Regions from separate parts of the Homo sapiens genome. Here all the other regions are linked to region 2. The links are chromatin contacts, found by Hi-C or POLR2A ChIA-PET in ENCODE. All regions are on one chromosome and are shown on one strand. The core of a region is the stretch at or near the end of the contact, and the rest is flanking DNA. Distances in the headings are between cores, read along the strand shown. Region 1 holds the start of RMND5B (required for meiotic nuclear division 5 homolog B). Region 2 holds the start of CNOT6 (CCR4-NOT transcription complex subunit 6). Region 3 holds the start of PHYKPL (5-phosphohydroxy-L-lysine phospho-lyase). Region 4 holds the start of TMED9 (transmembrane p24 trafficking protein 9).

Region 1 (5,978 bases), core at 331-2,830, 2.4 Mb before region 2:
GGTCAGTGCCTGTTCCCTCCTCCTTCCTAACCCTCACCCTTCCTCCTTAGGGCAGATGGGCAGCTCCCATCTTCTCCCCTTCCCCCGTTCCCCAGGACAGCGACCAACACAGGGCGGCAGGGTAGGGCTGGACCCCCTCCTCCGCAGAACTGAATTCTGTTGAATACCCAGTGGGCAGATTAAGTTCGGGCTAAGGGGACCAGAAAGGCTGGGACAGGAAAGGAGTTTTCTTTTCTTTTCTTTTTTTTTTTTTTGAGACGGAGTCTCGCTCTGTCGCCTAGGCTGGAGTGCAATGGCGCGATCTCGGCTCACTGCAACCTCCGCCTCTCGGGTTCAAACGATTCTCCTGCCTCAGTCTCCCGAGTAGCTAGGATCATGGGACTACAGGCGCCTGCCACCATTCCCGGCTAATTTTTGTATTTTTAGTACAGACGGGGTTTCACCATATTGGACAGGCTGGTCTCGAACTCCTGACCTTATGTTCCGCCCGCCTCAGCCTCCCAAAGTGCTGGGATTACAGGCGTGAGCCGCCCGGCCCGGAGTTTTCTATTCTTTTTTTTTGAGACGGAGTCTCGCTCTGTCGCCCAGGCTGGAGTGCAGTGGCGCCGTCTCGGCTCACTCCGAGCTCCGCCTCCCGGGTTCACGACATTCTCCTGCCTCAGCCTCCCGAGTGGCTGGGACTACAGGCGCCCCCCACCTCGCCCGGCCAATTTTTTGTATTTTTAGTAGAGACGGGGTTTCACCGTGTTAGCCAGGATGGTCTCGATCTCCTGACCTCCTGATCCGCCCGCCTCGGCCTCCCAAAGTGCTGGGATTACAGGCGTGAGCCGCCGCGCCCGGCCTGGAGTTTTCTTTTTTTTTTTAAGCATCACTTCATATTTCAAGAGCTCTCAGTTCTCCTGAGATTTCTAGGCTCTGTCCAGGATCCCTAAGCCTGTTCACAGTCCTACTTGAAGTTTCTAATCTTTCTTTTCTCATTAACCAAAACTGGAGAGAGGAAAAAGCCCATCATTTTCCCTGGACAGCAGCGCCTACTGGGAGTTTCACCCGCATTAACATGCAAACGACAGGCAAACTCCTAGTCATCCTTCCAAAGACCCTGCTCCACAGCCCTGCCGAGGCCGGTGCGCACCTAGCCCAGCCACTGCCCCTCACGGCCCCCGCGCCGCCCTCACTGAGCAGGGCGGGCAGCGCTGTAAGCGTAACCACTTGGGGCTTGGGGCTTCTGACCCGGGAGTCGGGTGCTGGGTTGAGTGCGAGGCCGACGCCTCTGCCGGGTGGGGAACCCGCCCGCCGGCGAGGAGCGGTCGCGGCCAGGGGCTTCCGCCGACTGGGAGGCCCGGGGCCGGGCCGGAGGGACTCGGAACCTGGAAACGACCAGGCGCGACCCCCAGAGGACTACAGGCGCGGCTTTTCTGGCCGCCGCCCGGTTCCCGCGGGCGACTCCACTCGGCATGCGCGGCGGGGAGCCTCGGCGGTGAGGCGCAAAGCCGCGGGCTCGTGGGACGGCCACCCCTCCGCAAAACCGCCAATGGGCGGGCCCGGGCCGCCGATCGCCCGCCGCGGCTTCCGGTTCCGATGACAGTGGCGCCGGAAGCCGGGGCCGGGGCTGCGGGGCGAGGTGAGAGCGGGCGGGCTTGGGAGCCGGCAGGTGCGGGCCGAGGGCGGGCACAGCGGCCGGCGGAGCTGAGGCGCGCGGCGGGGAAAGCTCGGCCGGCCTCCCGGGCCCCAGCCTTCTCCAGAACCCCTGCTACCCACGACTAAGCCCCGAACAATCTGCCCTTGGGCTTGTTCTCTTCGCAGTTGTCGGCCCTGGGCCGGGAGCTGGAGTCCCAGACTCATAGGTCCCGGCCCAGCCCCCGAAGAGCCGCCTCAGCCGGGGGGAGTTGCTCGGACTCAAACGTCCAGTCCTCGTGCGACCGCGCTGGGTCGGAAGTGAGCAGGTGCGCACCGGGCTCGGCAGGGCTATGGAGCAGGGTCTTTGGAAGGATGACTAGGAGTTTGCCTGTCGTTTGCATGTTAATGCGGGTGAAACTCCCAGTAGGCGCTGCTGTCCAGGGAAAATGATGGGCTTTTTCCTCCCTCCAGTTTTGGTTAATGAGAAAAGAAAGATTAGAAACTTCAAGTAGGACTGTATAGTAAAAAAAAAAAAAAAATGGAGGAGGGCGATATGACACGGTAACTGGTGTGAGGGTGGGGCGGAGGGGTCAGTATTAGATACTGTGGTCTAGCAGAGCATCTCTGAGGACGGGACATTTGCGTTGAGACCCAAATTAGGAGGCAGGCTTAGGAAGATACGGGAAGAGAGTGGTCCAGGCAGCGGGAACAGCCAGTGTGAAGGCCCTAGGGCAGAAATCAACTGAGAGTATAGTCAAGGAACAGAAAGCAAGCTAGTGTGGCTAAAGTATGGTAAGAAAGGGAAAGAGTGGTAGGAGATGAGGTCGGATAATTGGGGTTTGGTCACATAGAGTCTGTAGGTCAGAGAGAGGAATGTGGAGTTTTTTCTAAGTACAGTGGAAATCTTTTGGTTTTAAGCAGAGGAGTGACATGTAGGGTAGAGAGTGGATGGAGGTCGCGGCTGCAAAAGCATAAGAATTGGCTGGGCACGGTGGTTCACGCCCGTAATTCCAGCACTTTGGGAGGCTGAGACTGGCAGACGGCTTGAGCTCAGCACTTCAAGACCAACCTGGCCAACATGGTGAAACCCTGTCGCTCCAAAAAATTAGGCTGGGCGCAGTGGCTCACGCTTGTAACCCCAGCACTTTGGGAGGCCAAGGCGGGAGGATCACTTGAGGCCAGGAGTTCAAGACCAGCCTGGCCAACATGGTGAAACCCCGTCTCTACTAAAAATACAAAATTTAGCCGGGTGTGGTGGCAGGTGTCTGTAATTCCAGCTACTTGGGAGGCTGAGGCAGGAGAATCGCTTGAAACTGGGAAGCAAAGGTTGCAATGAGCCAAGATCGTGCCACTGTACTCCAGCCTGGGCGACAGAGTAAGACTCTGTCTCAAAAACAAACAACAAAAAAATTAGCCAGGTGTGGTGGGGAGAGAGGGGAAGAATAGGGACAAAAGGGAATACATAAATAAACACAAAGGAGAAAAGGCCCTGCATGGACCACTTACATGTGTCATGAACTCAGGAGTGTTCATGGTGGGACTACATGGTGCACCTGTAGTCCCAGCTTCTTGGGGTGGGGGGCTGAGGTGGGAGGATCACTTGAGCCCAGGAGGTCGAGGCTGCAGTGAGCCCTGATTGTACCACAGCACTCTGGCCTGGGAAACAGATTGAGACCCTGTCTCTCTCTTTTTTTTTTTTTTTTTAAGCAACCCTATTAACTGAAGAGACCCTGCCTCACAAAAAAAAAAAAAAAAAAAAAAAAGCGTTAAGAATTGGGTCAATGGAGGTTGTCTAATCTTTTTTTTTTGTTTTTGTTTGTTTGTTTGTTTTTTTGAGACAGTCTCACTCTGTCGCCCAGGCTGGAGTGCAGTGGCGCCATCTCAGCTCACTGCAACCTCTGCCTCCTGGGTTCAAGCAATTCTCCTGCCTCAGCCTCCCGAGTAGCTGGGATTACAGGCACGCACCACCACGCCCAGCTAATTTTTGTATTTTTAGTAGAGACAGGGTTTCGCCATGTTGGTCAGGCTGGTCTCAAACTCCTGACCTTGTGATCCGCCTGCCTCGGCCTCCCAAAGTGCTGGGATTACAGGCATGAGCCACCACGCCCAGCCGATGTTGTCTAATCTTTGTCAGGCAAAAGGGACCTTTATGATTTGCTCAAACTTCCTTTCTCCTTACACAGGAGCCCCTTGTTTCAGGATGCTAAATACTCCAGGATAAACCTCCATACATGCCTTTGTGGAGATTTTAATATTTCACTCATGTCTCTTTTCTACCCACTCCTACACATTTGAGCTCAGGTTCTCCAGCGCAGTTAGGAAATGGATGTGTCATTTAATCAGCAAATGTGTGTGTGTGTTTTTTTAAATTTGAGACGGAGTTTTTGCTCTTGTTGCCCAGGATGGAGTGCAATGGCGTGGTCTTGGCTCACTGCAACCTCCACCTCCTAGGTTCAAGCGATTGTCCTGCCTCAGCCTCCTGAGTAGCTGGGATTACAGGTGCCCGCCACCACGCCTCGGTAATTTTTGTATTTTTAGTAGAGACGAAGTTTCACCATGTTGGTCAGGCGGGTCTCAAACTCTTGACCTCAGGTGAGCCACCCACCTCAGCCTCCCAAAGTGCTGGGATTACAGGTGTGAGCCACTGCGCCGGCCAATCAACAATTTTTTTTTTTTTTGGAGACGGAGTCTCACGCTGTCTCCCAGGCTGGAGTGCAGTGGCACAATCTTGGCTCACTGCAAGCTCCACCTCCCGGGTTCACACCATTCTCCTGCCCCAGCCTCCCGAGTAGCTGGGACTACGGGTGCCCGCCACCACACCCGGCTAATTTTTTGTATTTTTTTAGTAGAGATGGGGTTTCACCGTGTTAGCCAGGATGGTCTTGATCTCCTGACCTCATGATCCACTCGCCTCGGCCTCCCAAAGTGTTGGGATTACAGGCGTGAGCCACCGCGCCCTGCCCCAATCAACAAATGTTTACTGAGCATCTACCATGGACCAGGCCCTAGTCTGGGCACTGAGGGGGAGAAAGGACAAGACTACATTCCAGCCATCGAGCAGCTCACAGACCAATGGAGGAGGCTGACGTGGACAGGCTGTTACTGTGCTGCAGTAGCTGAGGACTCGATGGGTGTGGTGTGGCCACTCTTGCCAGGTTATGAAGCAGAAAAGGAGGCAGGGAGATTTCACTGAGGGCTCAAGGGGAGGTGATAATTTAACTACAGCTTACGTACTCTATACAAAGAAGTGCAGAGGGCACTCTAAAAATGGGAACAACTTGTGCAAAGGAAGCAAATACATTATTGCAAAGGGTTTATATGTCAACCATGGTAGTGTTGGGCAAAAGGTAACAGGATCTGCTATGTGTTTCGGAGGGTCATCCTGGTGGATAATTTCTGTATATGTGAGACCTTGGGGAGGAAGGCTTAGGACCAGTGGACATGAAATTTCAATCTATTAATCATGAAGTTTGTCAAAGACAAACACAATTCCTTGCGCCTGGTGAAGATGACTGACTGATTCAGGCAGAGTGGCTTGCTCTAGACAGACTGAATTAACCTCCTGCATTTTTTGGATAGAATACCCACGAACAGTTCTGTTTTCTCAGTTCATTTATTTTACTTTTAAAAATTTGGCCAGGTGATTTGGCTCACACCTGTAATCCCAGTGCTTTGGGAGGCCAAGGCAGGTGGATCACTTGAGGCTAGGAGTTCGAGACCAGCCTGGCCAAAATGGCGAAACCCCGTCTTTACTAAAAATACAAAAATGAAAAAAAAAAAAAGCCAGGTGTGGTGGTGCACCTGTAATCCCAGCTACTTGGGAGACCAAGGCATAAGAATTGCTTGGACCCGGGAGGTGGAGGTTGCCAGTGAGCCAAGATAGCACCACTGTATTCCAGCCTGGGCAACAGAGCGAGACCGTCTACAAAAAAAAAAAAAAAATTACTGAGTTAATCACACTCCTCAGTTCATGATACATTTAACTGGTCCATGCAGGGCCTTTTTCTCCTTTGTATTTATATTCCCTTTTGTCCCTATTCTTCCCCTCTCTTCTCACCACAGGAAACCATTCTGATGTGTTTGGTGTATATCTTCTTTTTGTTTTTTGTTTTTTTGAGACAGGGTCTCACTCTTGCTCAGGCTGGAATGCAGTGGCATAATCATGGCTGACTGCAGCCTTGACCTCCCGGGCTCAAGCAGTCCTCCGTCCCACCTCAGCCTTCTGAGGAGCTGGGACCACAGGCGTGTGCCACCATGCCCAGGTAAATTTGCCGTGTTGCCCAAGCTAGTCTCAAACTCCTGAGCTCAGCAGTCTGCCTGCCTTGACCTCCCAAAATGCTGAGATTACAGGTGTGAGCCAC
Region 2 (5,483 bases), core at 1,140-3,639:
ACAGTCTTGCTCTGTTGCCCAGGCTGGAGTGCCATGGCGCAACCTTAGCTCACTGCAACCTCTGCCTCCTGGATTCAAGCGATTCTCATGCCTCAGCCTCCTAAGTAGCTGGGATTACAGGTGCCCGCCACTGCACCCAGCTAATTTTTTTTTTTTTTTTTGTATTTTTAGTAGAGACGGGGTTTTGCCATGTTGGCCAGGCTGGTCTCGAACTCCTGGCCTCAAGTCATCTGCCCGCCTCGGCCTCCCAAAGTGCTGGGATTACAGGCGTTGAGTCCCCGCACCGGGCTGAGGTAGCTGCCTCTGGCCAAATTACAAAAAGGCACCCAGGCTGGAGCACAGACGGCCAGGGCACTCACACAGGGAGGAGAGGCCCTGCAGGGTGTCTGTCCCATTGGCCCCTCAGCCTGGGATACTCTGTACAGCACAGGGCCGCACAACTCCCTGCTGTACAGGAGGAGGTTGTGGAGGGATGGCCACAGGCAGCTTACTGGTCTACATGTGTTCTTCCTGACTCCTAAACTTCTGCACTGCTCTGTCTTTGCCCAGTGTCCTATGGCGCTAGAGGCCTGGGCTGTCACTCCTGATGTCATGGCAGTGCCAAGCGATGACCATCCCAAGGCCGTGCTGGGGAGAGGGGGATCATCTTCACCTCTGAACAGCTTTTGTCCCTCATCCTTTCCTTGCCCTTCCAGCCAGGTCTCCTCCACCCCAGGCAACAGCAACCCATTTCCCACATCCCCAGCTCTCAACAGCCTTCACTGAAGCAGAAGCCTCGGTTTGTTGCTACTGTTAGTTCCTGGAACCTGTCTCACTCTCATTTCTTCAGGGTTGATTTTCCAGGAAGCAGTTAGCAGCCTATCCTAGTTTGCCACATAGGTGGGCAGGCAGCTTTCCTTTTCCTTCACGCCTTCAACATATAGCTCAAATTTTTTTTTTTTTTTTGAGACAGGGTTTCGCTCTTGCTGCCCAGGCCTGAGTGCAATGGTGCGATCTCCGCTTACTACAACCTCCGCCTCCCAGGTTCAAATGATTCTCCTGCCTGCCTCAGCCTCCCGAGTAGCTGGGATTACAGGTGCAAGCCACCAGACCTGGCTAATTTTTTGTACTTTTAGTAGGGACGAAGTTTCGCCATGTTGGTCAGGCTGTTTTCCAACTCCGGACCTCAGGTGATCTGCCCCCCTCGGCCTCCCAAAGTGCTGGGATTACAGGCGTGAGCCACCGCGCCCGACCAATATACCTCCAATATTAAGTCTGTTGGGTGTTATTCTTGCCCCTAGACTGTGAGCTTACTCAGGGCTGGGTGGGGTCTGATTCATCTCTGTGCCCTGACCATCAGTCAACTAATATTTCTTGATGTAAGCATCATGAATCAGCCCAGTCATTTCTCTGCTGACCTTCAAACACCAGAGTTTGCCCTGAACACCTTTTGATCTTGGAGCACAGCAGCTGCTGTCCGTTACCCAGGCTAGGACCCCAGCACCAAAACTGTCCATTAATGTAATGGAATGAATTACCATTAATAGGCTGAAGTGGTATGTTAACTTACTCTTCTTTGTATAATTGAGGAAGGAATAATATTCGACTGTTCACGATTGAATGTCTTGTCTTTAGGCAGATCAAGATACTGGCTCCGGTCAAATACTGTGTTTCGACGTGATTGACAGGCGAAGGCTTAAGGAAAAGGAAGAGGAGAAAAAAAGGGGAGGACGATCAAGGAAAAGAGGAGATAAAAGTGGACAACCCAGCCGGGCGCGGTGGCTCACGCCTGCCATCCCAGCACTTTGGGAGGCGGAGGTGGGCGGATCACGAGGTCAGGAGATGGAGACCATCCTGGCTAACACGGTGAAACCCCGTCTCTACTAAAAATACAAAAAATGAGCCGGGCGCGGTGGCGGGCGCCTGTAGTCCCAGCTACTCGGGAGGCTGAGGCAGGAGAATGGTGTGAACCCGGGAGGCGGAGCTTGCAGTGAGCCAAGATCGCCCCACTGCACTCTGGCCTGGGTGAAAGAGCAAGACACCGTCTCAAAAAACAAAAAAAAAGTGGACAACCTGGGGCGGAAAAAGAAGTAGATGAAAAATGGAGGAGCGCTAAGGAGAGGAGAAAACAGAAGTGCCAAGGCAGGAAAGGAGCGAGGAGAGCGGGAACAGAAGGAGACGAAGGATGGACGGAGAGGAAGGGATGGAGGGCGGCAGGCAGGGAGGCAGGGCCCGCAGCGCGCCGGGCCGGTCCACCGCTCTCCAGCGCGGGGGTAAGGGGGCGGGGCCTGGGCAGCTGCGTGCCGGGAGCGACCCCCGCACCGAAGGGCGGATGGTTGTGCCCGGCGACGGCGCCCAATGAGCGGCCAGGATGTTGGAGCGCCGGCGGCGGTCCGGGCGCTCGCTGGCTGAGGGACGGCGGCCGCCGCCATGATGCTTGTTTGCTTTCAATGAAAACGAGGGGGGCGCGGAGGAGGAGGCGGCGGCGTCGGTGGCGGCGGCGACGGCGGCGCGGAGGCGAAGGCAGCGGCGGGCGCAGCGAGGAGGGCGAGGCCGGGGGCCGAGAGGGCGGGAGGGCGTAGTGGCGGCCCGTCGGGGCGGCTGAGGCGGGCAGCCGAAGCAGTGGCTCTCGGAGGGGGAACAAAGAGCAGCGACTAAGGCGGCAGAGGAGCGGCGGCGGTGGCGGCGCTGCAGCAGCGGGCGGGACTGGTATGGTGGTTCCACAGGGCAGACCCCGCTGCACTCACAGGGAGGAGGAGGCGGCAGCGGCGGAGGAAGGCGGCGCACCCCGAGAGGTGAGCGAGGCAGGCCGGAGGCCCGGTCGGGGCGCCGCTCCTCTCTCCGGCCGCGCACGGACCGCCCCCCGTCGGCCGGGCTCGGTCGCGGGCAACTTTCGTTTCGTGGGCGGCGGTCCCGCTGCTCCGCAAGCTGGCGGCTGTTGGGGGCCCCTTCGACGCGCCGCGATCGCGCCCCGCCCCGGGCCGCGCCCCCGGGCCGAGTCCCTGGGAGGGGGGCGTTGATTGACGGCGGCGGCGGCGGCGCGCAGAGGGGAGAGGGTCGGCGCTGGGCTCCCGGATCCCGGCCGGTCCCGGCTGCCGTCGTCGGAGGAGGCGAGTCCGTGTCCCGGGACTCGTGGCCAAGATGGGTGGCAACTTTTGAGAAGCGCCTCTGTGGGTGGCGCGCTGTGTGGAGTGTGGAGCTTCGCGCTCCGTGGCCACAATTACTGTCAAGCGGGAAACCAACTGCTTACCCCCTCCCCTAAAATGTTTTTAAAATTCAGTTTAACGCAGATTTTGAGGGAGAGGACGGGGTGGATTACAGGTTAAAGAAGCACTTGGCATGCAATGAGGATGCTTATTTTATAGTATTGCGAAGGATTCGGAGATTGTACTGGTTTCTACAAGCAGTTTTCTCTGGTAACCCAAATTGCATCCCTCCTTTTTGTTTTTCAGCACTAATCGCTATTTTCTTTGGAAACTTCCTTTGATTCTTTACCTCCTTCACCTTCCCCGAAGAGCCTGCTAACCAACACCTGTGGCCTTCTGTTTTTAACTGTTGTTGCCATTGACAGCGTTGTGAATGGTCATCTCGCTCGAGCTCTTTGGATTTGTTGTTACTGTGTAAGCTGATGTGTTTTAGATAATCTGCTTCAATTTGAGTTCCCATACTTACCTGTTTTCCAGGTGGATTGTCTCATTGTTAGTGCTGAATCTTCTTGCCTACTTGTATCTGGGAATTTAACTTTGAAGAGGAAGAGAGTGAATATGAATAACTGAAAAATAAAATGGTGTGTAGTAGCACTTTGTATTTTTTACAATATACTAGAATTTACTACTCTAGAACAGATTAGTAGGCTGTAGGAGTGGACGTGGGCCATTGATCAAAAGGGTTTAAAGGCTTTTTTGGGGAATTGCTGTTAAGACATTTATCACAGTCTTTATTTAATTTATTTATTGTTTTTGAGACAGGATCTCACTCTGTCACCCAGGCTGGAGTGCAGTGGCACAGTTCTCGGCTCACTGCAGCCTTCGCCTCCTGGGTTCAAGCGATCCTTTTGCCTCACCCTCCTGACTAGCTGGGACTACCGGCAGACACCACCACGGCTAATTTTTTAATTTTTTGTAGAGCCTTGCTCTGTTGCCCAGGCTGGTCTCCGACTCCAGGGCTCAAGCGATCTTCCTTCCTTGGCCTCCCAAAGTGCTGCAATTACAGGCATGAGCCAACATGCCTGGCCATCACAGTGTTTAGAATGTGATGACTTTTAGAGTAAAATTTAGAATAAAAATTGCTTAATATCTTTAGATCTGTGATCTACTCCAGGTGTTTTGCTTTAAACAAAATACATGAACAGCTGCTAATGAGAAGACAGACCTTTCTAGGTGGAGGTGACTTGCCCATGGTACTGTAATGAGGAGGGAAAGGACCGGGTTTGTGTGCGTGTGAGAGCGCATGAGTGTGCGACCTAATCGCTAGAGGTTTGTTCTTTTGGGAGGAGGGAGGGTATGTTAATGGTTGGAAGTTATTTCAGGTCACTTCTCAGTCGATGAACGAGATGCTGAACGAAATGATCAAAAAAGATGATGCAATTGCCAGGCATGGTGGCTCACCGTGTAATCCCAGCGCTTTGGGAGGTTGAGGAAGGAGGATGGCTTGAGCCCAGGTGTTTGAGACCAGCAAAACCCTGTCTCAGAAAAATATAAAGTAACATATATAAAGTCTGTGATAACTGTCACAACGTAGTGAGACCTTGTCTTGATCACTTTATAAAAACGGTGACGAAAGACAGATTTTCTTGTGAGACTGAAGATTTTCTCTGAAAGTCAATCATTAGGTAATTTCCATAGTGTCTTGATAGTGGTGATGCAGCCCAAGCGGCTCCTCTTGAATGCCTGTTCAATTTGTAGGTATTTTCAGGTTGCTTAAATGTTGTTGGCAAAGTAAAACTACAATTATTGGGAAATTTCAAACTTTTGAGCAGACATAAGGTTGGTTTATAGAACTTGGTCCTAACTACAAATGTGTAAAGGCGTTGTAGGAATTTGCCCACTGTACATGTAGTTTAAAAGTATGCATTTTATGCCAGGCGCGGTGACTCACGCCTGTAATCCCAGCACTTTCGGAGGCCGAGATGGGTGGATCACCTGAGGTCAGGAGTTCGAGGCAAGCCTGGCCAATATGATGAAACCCTGTCTCTACTAAAAATACAAAATTAGCCAGGTGTGGTGGCGCATGCCTGTAATCCCAGCTATTCAGTAGGCTGAGGTGGGAGAATGGCTTGAACCTGGGAGGCAGAGATTGCAGTGAGCCAGGATCACGCCACTGCACTTCACCCTGGGCAACGAGTGAAACTCCGTCTCAAAAAAAAAAAAAAAAAGTATGCATTTTGGTGAATGCTTAGACATTCCAGTACCTATATTTGCCTTCTTATATTCTTTAAATGATAAACCTTTTTCATAGTGCAACAGAAAAGGATAATATATGTAAGACATATTGGAATAAATGGT
Region 3 (5,489 bases), core at 2,263-4,762, 2.3 Mb before region 2:
TAGAGACGGGGTTTCGCCCTGTTGGCCGGGCTGGTCTCAAACTCCCGACCTCAGGTGATCCGCCCACCTCGATCTCCCGAAGTGCTGGGATTACAGGCATGAGCCATCGTGCCCAGCCTTGACGAGACTTCTGATGCAGTGGCAGCACCCTTCCTTCCTCCTCTTCTAGTTATCTCCTAGTCAGCTCTGAGCTTAACAGCCCTTCCTCAGGGAAGGTTTCCCTGAACCCCCAGGTCAGGTCCCCTCACTTTTTCTAGGCCTCATGATACCCTGTACACTTCCTCCAGAGCCCTCCTTGCAATTCTGTATTTCTTTGAAGAATCACTTGATGTTTTCCTTCCTTACTGAGCAACCCACAGGCAGGGATTTTGGCTGTATCCTTAAGGCAGAAATAAAGGAACATATTACCTCACTAAGCTCCAGCAATGATCCTAGAAAGGAGGTAATAACATCCTTCAATAAGAGACAAGGAAACTGGATCCAACAGAGAAAGCATCAGGGCCTACAGCCGGGAATCTCAGGAGCCTGGTGCAGTGGGGGCTGCCTCTCCGAGTCCACACTCGGTCAGCTACACTACACTGGGCCCATGTGAGTGACTGTCTTTGTTACCGTCTCACCCTCTTCCCGGGGGCTGGCCACAGTCCACTTACCCAGAATTCAGGAAATAGAACACACAGAGCTGCTCCGGCAGGGTCTCTGACAGCCTCTGCGCATAGTCCACGATGTTGTCATGCAGGTACCGGCTGTTGGTGTTGAGCACCTGGTTCTGCTCATGTGCTGCTTGGACCACGAGAGGGTGGCAGTGCCCAACTGGAAGAGGGCCGCCTCCGTCACACGGCTGGCTCCACTCAGCCAGTCCCACTGGGCCTCCCCCAGCCCCAAGCTATAAACCCAGCCAGAAGAGATGTAGTTCTAGAGGGAGAGGTAGAAAGAGGGCAGTCTGAAGGCAGAGCAGGGAGAGAGAAGCTGGTTCTGGAAAGGCAGATCCAGGAGTTCCTGAGATTCTGGCAGAAGGAAAGCCGCTTCAGCAGAAGAACCCTGTCTAGAAAGCCCATGTCTTTAAGGAGGACTTTTTTTTTTTTTTTTAACAGGGCCTTACTCTGTCACCCAGGCTGGAGTGTATGGTGTGATCATGGCATTCACTGCATCCTCACACTCCTGGGCTCAAGTGGTCCTCCCACCTCAGCCTCCTGAGCAGGTGGGGCTATAGACACCAGTCACCATGCCTGGCTAATTTTTAAGTTTTTTTTTGGTAGAGACAAGGTCTCATTATGTTGCCCAGGCTGGAAGGCCTTTTGAGGCTTGTATGACAAAGGTGGGGTGGGGGGTGACTGTCAACTGGTTTCACTTCACCAGCCAAGGGGGCTGGTGGTAATCTTGATTGTCAAAGGCCAAGGATAATAACAGTGAATATGTACTGAGAGCTCACCATGTGCCAGGCACATTCAGAGCAAGCTACATAAATTAACACACTTAATTCTCCAAACACCTTAAAGTGGGTACCTAGTATCATTATGTCTTTCACAGATAAGCAAACTGAGGCACTGAGAATTAAGTAACTTGCCCGAGATCACAAGTTAGTAAGTAGGGGACAGGGATTTGAGCCCAAGCAGTCTAAGACTAGAGTCTCTGCTTTTTTTTTTTTTTTAACCTCAACTTTATTCATCTTCCATGTGCCTGCTGAGTCTCAGACTCCCTTTCTTTCCATCAGCTCTGGCAGCCTCATCAAGATGACTGAATTCCTACTTCAGCTCCCTTGCCTAGCACCTGAGATGGCCAATGGGGCTGAAGCACTGCCATGACCCCAGCACTTGGCCAGCACTGTGCTACGTTGCTGGTCACAGCTGGGCCATCTGCCACTTTGTGAGCTCATCATCAGTCCCAAGTGGAACTAGACTCACAGACCTAGATTGCTGACCCCTGCCTGGTTTAGCACAGCTCCAGATTGCAGAATTCCACAGCTATATTGCGAAGGCTGAGCCTCCTCTGCATACTGACAGTGCCTCAACTCCACCCAGGTTCTCCACACCTCTCGGCAATCTCAGGTCACCTTGGGACCAGGTTCACAGCACTGCCTTCCTCTCCTGCCCTGCCAGCCTGAGGTGTGATACTGACCGTGCGCCACATTGCTGATGCAATCGATGTATTCTGCCCCCTGTTCATCGTACATGTACTGCCCTTGGGCCCGGACAATCTTAACAGGATCCTCGGGAAAAAAGAGTCTGCAGGAAGAGCTGTGGGGACAGGCAAGGAGTGGACAGCCATGTCTGAAGACCGAAAGGGTGAAGTCTACTCATCGCAGACCCCCGCCCACCCCTTCCCAGTTTCTGGTGGCGGGGGGGAAATGAGAGCTGGAAGGGCAAGGTGCTGCTTCCCTGCCTTGTCTCTCCACTCCACAGGTGGTTGCAAAGCAGGAAGCAGATGGGGTAACAAGTCGCTGAAACTTCGGATTGTTTCTGAAAGCATTTTCAGCCTCTGTGGCCTCCTTGCTCATTTCTGCATGTGTCCGCGTCAGTCTCCCGGATCCTGAGAAAAGGTGGCTGCCCCGTCCCATGGGGACTCCATAAGGCCGCGTGTCTTCGATGGGATGGGCCAGGGCACCAACATTAGGTGCCTGGCTCTCAGCCCTAAACAGCTCCTTGCCAGCCACGTGGCCCTGCTGCCCCTCGCTGGGTGCCAGCCCTAAGCTCCAGTGGGAGGCGACCTCACCCACCGTCCCACCGAGGGCCCCCTCACAGGTCAAGTGTGCTGCCTGTGAACCGACTCCCCCGACTCTCCCTTGTCTGCCCTTTCAGCCCCCTCCCAGGTCACTCTCGAGCCAGGCCCAGGTGCTGCTGACGGGCCACCCTGGGTGAGGTCCTCTCAGGCGCCAGGGTGAAGGTCTTCTCCGGAGTAAAGGCTGCCAAGCGAGGCTGACACAGCCGAACAGCGGTGAGGGCGGGGCCGTCTCCTGAACTGGGCGGCCTGGAGACGGCGCTGTCGGGGAGGCGGCCCCGGAGACCACCCGCCGGGACTGCCCAACGGCGCCGCCCGCCTCGGGCCCTAGAAGCTCCAGCGGGGCCGGGGCAGCGGCCGGACGGGATGGGTAGCAGCGGCTTCCTAGCCGGAGGCGCGTGCGTAGTGCGTGCGTGCGTGCGTCGTGCGTGCGCGTGCCTCTCCGCGCAGCCCCGCGCCCCCCGCCGCCCGCCCCCCGCCCGGGTACCTGATGAGCCGTTGCCTCAGGGCCAGCGTGTCGGCCTTCGGGCGCTGGTCTGCGGCCATGGTGGGTGGCCGTCAGTCGGTGCCGTGACGCCACGCGGAGACGTCGCCGCGCGGGCTGGGCCTCCAAGGCCCCGCTCCGGGCCCCGCCCCTGCCTGGGTCGGGATTTGGGGCTCAGGTTCGCACTCGGCCCCGCCCCGAAGCGCCCGCGTTGCGGTGGTTCATTTCTTCGCTTGCCCACTGGGCCTGGCAGCCTTCCGGCCCGTGGTCGTGCCTTGGCAGTCCCGCGCAGGAACTCGAGCGCTGCCCCGTCTCTGGTTCCGGGACGCGCCCCGGGCCTCGCCCCGCAGGCCCCGCCCCGCAGGCCCCTGCGGCCTCCCTTCCGGGAAAGGGTCCCGGACGACCCCGCCCCTGCTCCCGGCGCCCAGGCGGGGCTCGGAGCTCCTGCAGGCCTTCTCTGGGCCAGACTCAGTCTTTGAGTCGCCTTGTGCATAAAATGGGATGAACTGTGAGGCCTAAGTGCGAGTATGTGACTGGTACCTTACCCGGGCCTGGTACACAGTAGGGGCCTCAGGGTGGGAGAAGCAGGTCCTAGGTTTTCCCAGCCCCATGAAGGGGCAGCAGGAAGAGCAGAAGGAGAGCCCAGGGTCCCTTCTGGGGCTGACCAAGGAGATCACCATGGGCTTGACCTTCAGGGCACCATAGTTCCTGCTAGAATCTAGGCAGGGTGAACCGGACGAGCTGTATCGTCGCTGAGAGAATCATGCAGCGTTTGGGCAAGAAGAGAGGTTGGGAATCCTCCTTGTGGTACATGTCGGTGACCCTGAAGCCCAGAAAGGGAAAGGGTTTTGTTGTCAGACACGCAGCAAGGCTGCAGAGGCTGGACTCCTACTGAGGTCTTCTTGACTCCCAGCCCAGGGAGTGAGAAGAAAAAGCCTCCCAAGGGGCTGGGATATGAGAGAAAAGCCCCCTCCTGGGGTGAGGCACTGGGGCTTTCTGCCTTGAAGAACCCTGGAACACGGGCCTGGGACTGCAGCAGGTGCAGGGGAGGCTCCTGATTGTCCCTTCTTTCTGTCCACATCATGATTCCCAGGCCTCTGCTTCACTCCCTCATTGCTGATTTCTTCTTCTCTTCCCAATACAGTTGTAAGATGCATAAGGCATTTATTGAACTCTTGACCTCAGATGATCTGCCTGCCTCGGCCTCCCAGAGTGCTGGGATTACAGGCCGGGTGAGCCACCGCACCCGGCCGCTTAAGGCATTTATTAAAGAACATTTGGAGTTTCTTTTTTCTTTATTGTGTAAAATATACATAACAAAATTTTACCATTTTAACCATTTTTAAGGATACAATTCAGTGGCAAAAGTACATTCACATCGTCGTGCAGCCATCACCACCATCCATGCAACAGGACTTTTTCATCTTCCCTAAAAGAATGGAATTTCTTATTTTTAACTGTAAAGCTGAATTGAATATTTTACATGATTTTTGGAAAAAATTCTTCCCAAATTAACTGCGAGGTTAACTGCTTGTGGCCTGTATTTTTTTTTTTTTTTAAAGAAAGGGTCTTATTCTGTTGTTCAGGCTGGAGTGCAGCATTGCAGTCTCTACCTCCCTGGGATCATGTGATCCTCCCATCTCAGCCTCTCAAGTACCTGCTACTACAGGTGCACGCCACCATACCCAGCCTGTACTTCGTTTCTGAGGATCAAGACCTCACAGACCGTGTGTGTGTGTGTGTATTTGTGTGTGTGTGAGTCCTATTTGGGCCCCGCCTTTCAGCCCTGTCTTGCAGCCCAAACTCCAGCCACAGCTGTGGCCCCGTGCAGCTCAGAGGAATCAGGTTGGCTCAGGGGCTTTTCCTGCTTTAAGGCAGAGGGTGAGAAGGCTGTAGCTGGGCCCGGCTAACATCTCACCTGCTCCTGGGTCAAGAGGTGATATAGTTGGAGGTCAGACCAGGTTGAGCCATTTCCTGGGCCAGGAGTATCTTATAGCATGGCACAGAACACCAGGAGGCCTCACCTTCTTCCTGCTCAGAAAAGCCCACTCCTTGTCTCTGGCCCTGTGCCAGGCACTCATCTGTCCTTTATTTCATGCCTGGCCCTCTAGGCAATGTTGGAGTCCAAGAGGGTAGGGGATGGAAGTGGCTGAGTCAGGATTTGAACCCAGGGCATGGTGTTTCTCAACAGGGTTGGCACCGGGATTCTTGTTGAGATGATTTGTCACTGGGTAGGACTGTCCTATGCATTTTAGGTGTTTGCTATCCCTGGCCCTGTCCCCTGAATGCC
Region 4 (6,197 bases), core at 3,698-6,197, 2.9 Mb before region 2:
GTGTGGGGATTACAGGCGTGAGCCACTGCACCTGGTCCATAATTTCTTTCTTTTAATTTTTATTTATTTATTTATTGAGACAGGTCTCACTGTCACCCAGGCTAGAGTACAGTGGCACAATCACAGCTCACTGCAGCCTTGACCTCCTGGGCTCAAGCAATCCTCCCACTTCAGCCTCCTAAGTAGCTGGGACTACAGGAATGTGCCACCACGCCTGGCTAAGTAGTTGGGACTACAGGTGCGAGCCACAACACCCGGCTAATTTTTGTATTTTTTTGTAGAGACAGGATTTCACCATGTTGCCCAGTCTGGTCGTGAACTCCTGAGCTCAAGCAGCTCTCCTGCTTCAGCCTTCCAAAGTGCTGGGATTACAGGTGTGAGCCACCACACCCGGCCTATTTTTAAAATATCTTATTAGTGGAATAGATATAAATCAAAGTTATTAAAGTAGCTGCATCTGGAAAGGGATGGAGGGAATAAGGATTTAATTTTATTTGTAATAATTTTGTTCTTTAAAACATACCTGATAGTTTAGGACTTCTGCTTCTGAGAAGATGATATAGACATACTTTTCTCCATTCCTCTGGCTAGGTACAACCAAAATCCTAACTAAAAGAGGAGTCTCAAATCAATAATCTAAACTACTTCTGGCCGGGTGCAGTGGCTCATGCCTATAATCTCAGCACTTTGGGAGGCTGAAGAGGGCAGATCACCTGAGGTCAGGGGTTCGAGACCAGCCTGGGCAACATGGTGAAACCCCATCTCTACTAAAAATACAAAAATTAGCAGAGCATGGTGACACATGCCTGTAATCCCAGCTACTTGGGAGGGTGAGGCAGGAGAATCGCTTGAACCTGGGAGGTGGAGGCTGCGATGAGCCGAGATGTTGCTACTGTACTCCATCCTGGGTGACAGAGTGAGACCTTGTCTCAAAAATCAAAACAAAACAAAACAACAAAAAAACCCCACAAACTTCTACTTCAAGTCACTAGAATAAGAAGAACAAACTAAATCCAAAGCAAGCAGAAGAGGAAAAAATAACAAGCAGAAACCAATGAAATTAAAAACAGAAAAGCAACAGAGAAAATCAATGACACAAAAAGCTGATTCTTTGAAAAGACTGATAAAATTGACAAACCTCTTACAAGACTGATACAGAAAAAAGAAGACATAAATCACCAGTATCAGTAATGAAACGGGTGACATCAGTACAGACCCTGCCCACATCAGAAGGATCATAAGAGAATAATTCCACGGACAACTTTACATACATATGTGGGGGTGTGTGCTGCAGACCTCAACTCAACGACAGATGAATAATGTACACTGACACAGATATTCTGCTTGTCAGTCAGGCCGATTGTCCAGGCCCCCTACAGACTCCCAGGAGAGTGCTGTACATTTGCAACGTGGCCCCGACTCCCCGCCTCCTACTCGCTGGCCTTCTCGTCATTTACTTAGCACACATTAAACACAGCAAAAGTCTCAAGTAAACACCATTAGAGGGTAATCAACCTGGTCGCCTTCCCCTGCCTCCCCCAGAGCGCCATCCTGCCCGCGAATGATTAAAGGTTACTTTTAGAACCACATGAGTAAACAAGCTATTTAGATAGACTCCTCTACATTCCTATGTTACTTACCCTTGCTATGGCTCAAAGAGGATTAGGCCGCTTTCAGCCAAACTATCTGAAGCTAAGCAAAAACCTTTTGGCCTTCCAAGTTTTGTGTTTTATTGTATAATTTTCCCCACCATCCTGACTGAACCTCTACATACATAAATGTAACAATTTAGGCAAAATAGATCAATTACTCAAAAAGCACACACTATCACAACTTACTAGTATGAAATAGATACTTTGAATAGCCCTATAGCTATTAAGGAAATTTAATTCATAATTAAAACACTCCCCAAAAGGAAATTTCAAGGCCCAGATGATTACACTGGAGCATTCTACCACACTTTTGTTTTTTTTTTTGAGATGGAGTTTCACTCTTGTTGCCCAGGCTAGAATGCAAAGGTGCCTTCTCAGCTCACCAAACCTCTGCTTCCCAGGTTCAAGTAATTCTCCTGCCTCAGCCTCCCGAGGAGCTGGGATTACAGGCATGTGCCACCACACAGGCTAATTTTGTATTTTTAGTAGAAACAGGGTTTCTCCATGTTGGTGAGGCAGGTCTCGATCTCCTGACCTTGTGATCCTCCCGCCTCGGTCTCCCAAAGTGCTGGGATTACAAGCGTGAGCCACCGTGCCCGGCCAAAGTTGACTGTTTTTAACTGTACACTTCAGTGGGATTAAGTACATTATATTGCCATAGAACTCTCACCACCATCCATCTACAGAACTCTTTTTATCTTGGAAAACTGAAACTCTATACCTATTAAACAATAACTTCACTCTCCCTGTCCTCCAGTCCCTGGCAACCACCATTCTGCTTTCTGTCTCTGTGATTTTGACGACTCTAGTACCTCATATACATGGAATTACCCAGTATTTATCATTTTATGTCTGGCTTAGTCCACTTAGCGTAATGTTTCTTCAAGATTCATCTATGTTGTAGCATGTGTCAGAATTCCCATCCTTTCTAAGGCTGAAAGGATTTCCATTGTGTGGATGTACCATATTTTGCTTATCTATTCATCTACTGATGAAGAACTGGGTTGCTTCCATTTTTTTTTTTGCTTGTGAATAATGCTGCTGTGAACATATGTGTACAAATATCTCTTTGAGACCCTACTTTTAATTATTTTGAGGATATCTCTAGATATGGACTTGCTGAATCATATGGTAATTCTATTTTTATTTATTTATTTTGAGACAGTGTCTTGCTTTGTCACCCAGGCTGGAGTGCAGTGGCATGATCACAGCTCACTGTAGCCTTGACCTCCCAGGCTCAAGCAATCCTCTTGCCTCAGCCTCCTGAGTAGCTGGGACTACAGGCGCATGCCACCAGATCCAGTTAATTTTTGTATTTTTTGTAGAGATGGGGTTTCGTCATGTTGCCCCGACTGGTCTCGAACTCCTGGGCTCAAGCAATCCTCCTGCTTCTGCCTCCCAAAGCGCTGGAATTATAGGCGTAAGCCACCATGCCCAGCCTATTTTCACTTTTTTGAGGAATCATTATACGGTTTTCCACAGTGTCTGTACCATTTTACATTCCCACCAACAGTGCACAAGGGTTCAATTTCCCCACATCCTTGCCAATGCTTGTAGTTTCTTTCTTTTCCTTTTTTTTTTTCTAGTGGCCATCTTAATGGGTATATGACGTAGTATCTCATTGTTCTTTATCTCATTGTGATTTGTGTTTCTCTAATGATTAGTGATGTTGAGTATCTTTTCATGTGCTCACTGGCCACTTGTTGATCACTGGAGAAATGTCTATTCAAGCCCTTTGTTGTGGTTTTTGAATGAGATTGTTCTTATTTTGTTGCTGAGTTTTAGGAGTCTCTGCATATTCTGGATATTAATCCTTTGTCAGATATATGATTTGCAAATATTTTCTTCCATTCTGTGGGTTGCCTCTTTACTCTGCTACAGAGTCTTTTGATGCACAAAATGTTTTAATTTTCATAAAGTCCAATTTGTCTATTTTTTCTTTTGTTGCCTGTGCCTTTAGTGTCATATCCAGGAAGTCTGTTGCCAAATCCGATGTGGTAAACCCTTTGCCATATGTTTTCTATGAGTTTTATGCTTTGGGATTTTAAAAGTTGTGGGTCTTTTTGGGTGAATTTTTATCTATGGTGTTAGAGAAGGAACCACCTTCACTTTTTTGCATGTGGATATCCAGTTTTCCCAGCACCATTTGTTAGAAAGACTGTCCCTCCTCCCCGCATTGAATGGGCTTGGTCTCCTTGTTAAAAATTATTTGACCATATATGGGAGGGCATATCTTGGGGCTCTCTATTGTATTCCATTGGTCTATATGTCTGTCTATATGCCAGTACCACACTGTCTTGATGACTGAAGCTTGGAAGTAAGTTTTGAAATCAGGAAGTGTGAGTTCTTCAGCTTTATTCTTATTTTTCAGGATTGTTTTGGCTAATCGAAATCCCTTGAGAGTATATGAATTGTAGAATGAGTTTCTCTGTTTCTACAAAAAATGTCATTGGGATTTTGACAGGAATTGCATTAAATCTGTAGATTGCTTTGGATAGTATTGACATCTTAACTATATTAAGTAAGGATGATTTTTTTTAAATTACTGATTCAATCTCCTCACTAGTTATAGGTTTATTCAGATTATATTATCTATTCTGAGTCAGTTTTGCATTTCTATGAATTTGTCCATTTCATCTACGTTATCCAATTTGTTGGCTTATATTTGCTCATAGTACTCTCTTATGATCCTTTCTATTTCTGTAGAATTGCTAGTAACGAGCCATTGCAGTTGGGATCTGGCAGCAGAGGCTGTGTGTGTGTTTGTGTGTGTGTGTGATCGGAGAAATGCTTGAGAGGGTAACACCCGATTTAGGAGTGGACAGGGTATGAGGACAAAGAAGTGGTAATGGGAGACCTTGCCTTTTATTTCTTTTAATCTTTTTTGATAATACATTTGTGCATTATTTGGTCGTTCTCTTTAAATTCATTTTTAAAGGTAGAAGCAAATCAAGACTGGTAGATGCTGTGCCAAGGAAAGTCAGGGATCCTAGGTTCGAATCCTGTCTCTGTTCGCAATTCGCTCCGCAACCTCAAACAAACGACCTCAGTTTCATCTATGAAAAGCTGGTAACCATCGTCAGTTGCCAGGCCATGAAGAGAGTCAACGGAAATAAGTTTTTATTCTAGGGCACCCGCTCTCTCTCAGGTAAAAGCCGCGCCCCAATCAGGTACTGCCGCGCCAGGGCCGCGGGACATCTCGGGATTTGTGGTCCACCCGGCGGAACTCGCGGTCCCGGCAGGCACCGCGGCGGCGGCAGGGCGACGTGGCGCGGCCGGCTGCGGCTGCGCAGGCAGGTGGAGCAAGATGGCTGTGGAGCTGGGCGTGCTGCTCGTCCGGCCCCGGCCCGGAACCGGGCTGGGTAGAGTGATGCGGACCCTCCTGCTGGTGCTGTGGCTGGCGACGCGCGGAAGCGCGCTCTACTTTCACATCGGAGAGACGGAGAAGAAGTGCTTTATTGAGGAGATCCCGGACGAGACCATGGTCATAGGTGCGGGGGCGGGGAGGAAGGGGCGAGTTTGGAACGTGACCGTGGTCTTGGGGCGGGGGATGCGAGACAGTCAGCTCTCTAGAGCCGGGAGGAGACGGCCTCGCCGTGCCCAGGCGGTCGCGGAACCCATGCCACCTCGCGCTCCTCTGACCTGGGCTCGCCCTGCTTCCCTCAAGGAAACTACCGGACGCAGCTGTATGACAAGCAGCGGGAGGAGTACCAGCCGGCCACCCCGGGGCTTGGCATGTTTGTGGAGGTGAAGGACCCAGAGGACAAGGTGAGCCAACCGCCCCCCTCCTCTCCGCCAGCCTCTCAGCTAGGCGGGCTCCGGTACTTCCTCTTCTAGTTCCTGCATCTGCTAAAGTGGGAGAGACAGTTGATGTTGTGGGAATATCCTGCTGACTTGCAGACCCCGCCCGGTCTGTGAAATGGGCGGATTAATTGTGGTGATAAAAATCAAAGAGTTTTGTCAACTCTTAAAGTCATCTAGACTTTAAGATTTCACAGAACATGATACTTTCCCCACAAAATGAGCAGCTTTTAATCTTCCCAAGTAAGGATATTAAAACGAACGGCAAAACCCTTCAGCTCTCACCTTCTGTCACTTTTCGTTAAAAAACTCATGGCGGGGTGTGGTGGCTCTTGCCTGTAATCCCAGCACTTTGGGATGCCGAGGCGGGTGGATCACTTGAGGCCGGGAGTTCAGGACCGGCCTGGGCAACCTCCGTCTGGCAAACCCCGTCTCTAGTAAAAATACAAAAAAAAAAAAAAAAAAAAATGAGCCGGGTGTGGTGGCGCACACCTCTAATACCAGATACTTGGGAGGCTAAGGCACGATAATTGCTTGAACCTGGGAAGCTGAGGCTGCAGTGAGCTGAGATAGCATCACTGCACTCCAGCCAGGACGACAGAGTGAGACTCTGTCTCAAAAACAAAAACAAAAAAGAACCCCCCAAAAAACAACTCACACCAAAAAAGTTGAAAGGGCATAAGCTATAAAGGAAAGCCCTTCCCAAGAGCAGTCAGTCACTTGCCACCCTAATGTCAGACTCTC

What was found. A loop is a pair of places that touch in the nucleus more often than their neighbours do. ChIA-PET counts read pairs that join two places held with the same protein, here RNA polymerase II (POLR2A). Pooled maps may share reads with other maps.
Region 1: a loop to region 2 is called in a map of CD14-positive monocyte, with 11 times the contacts of the local background. The contact joins the promoter of RMND5B here to the promoter of CNOT6 in region 2. A Hi-C loop is called at or near these places in 2 of 168 maps with a recorded cell type or tissue (CD14-positive monocyte and ascending aorta) and 8 of 50 pooled maps.
Region 3: a loop to region 2 is called in a pooled map, with 10 times the contacts of the local background. The contact joins the promoter of PHYKPL here to the promoter of CNOT6 in region 2. A Hi-C loop is called at or near these places in 2 of 37 single-sample maps with no recorded cell type and 5 of 50 pooled maps.
Region 4: a pooled map shows a loop between it and region 2 (5-fold over the local background). The contact joins the promoter of TMED9 here to the promoter of CNOT6 in region 2. A Hi-C loop is called at or near these places in 1 of 168 maps with a recorded cell type or tissue (ascending aorta) and 7 of 50 pooled maps. POLR2A ChIA-PET finds 5 or more read pairs at or near these places in 1 of 52 experiments (Caco-2).

The regions. Positions count from the first base shown.
Region 1 is chr5:178,129,434-178,135,411 of GRCh38, forward strand. It overlaps RMND5B (required for meiotic nuclear division 5 homolog B), which reads left to right and starts at 1,581. Exons shown (of 11, transcript NM_022762.5): 1 at 1,581-1,621; 2 at 1,804-1,943. RefSeq lists enhancers at 103-754, 755-1,406, 2,685-3,214 and a silencer at 1,138-1,727.
Region 2 is chr5:180,491,990-180,497,472 of GRCh38, forward strand. CNOT6 (CCR4-NOT transcription complex subunit 6) reads left to right here and starts at 2,390. Exons shown (of 12, transcript NM_001370472.1): 1 at 2,390-2,774. RefSeq lists silencers at 2,130-2,329, 2,460-2,599, 2,770-2,869, 2,900-3,159.
Region 3 is chr5:178,229,290-178,234,778 of GRCh38, forward strand. It overlaps PHYKPL (5-phosphohydroxy-L-lysine phospho-lyase), which reads right to left and starts at 3,513. Exons shown (of 13, transcript NM_153373.4): 1 at 3,203-3,513; 2 at 2,116-2,234; 3 at 651-810. The coding sequence starts at 3,261. It overlaps LOC112267937 (a long non-coding RNA gene), which reads left to right and starts at 4,749. Exons shown (of 3, transcript XR_002956238.2): 1 at 4,749-5,489. RefSeq lists silencers at 2,938-3,257, 3,338-3,747 and an enhancer at 3,137-3,675.
Region 4 is chr5:177,587,256-177,593,452 of GRCh38, forward strand. It overlaps TMED9 (transmembrane p24 trafficking protein 9), which reads left to right and starts at 4,948. Exons shown (of 5, transcript NM_017510.6): 1 at 4,948-5,143; 2 at 5,320-5,420. The coding sequence starts at 4,960. RefSeq lists an enhancer at 6,153-6,197.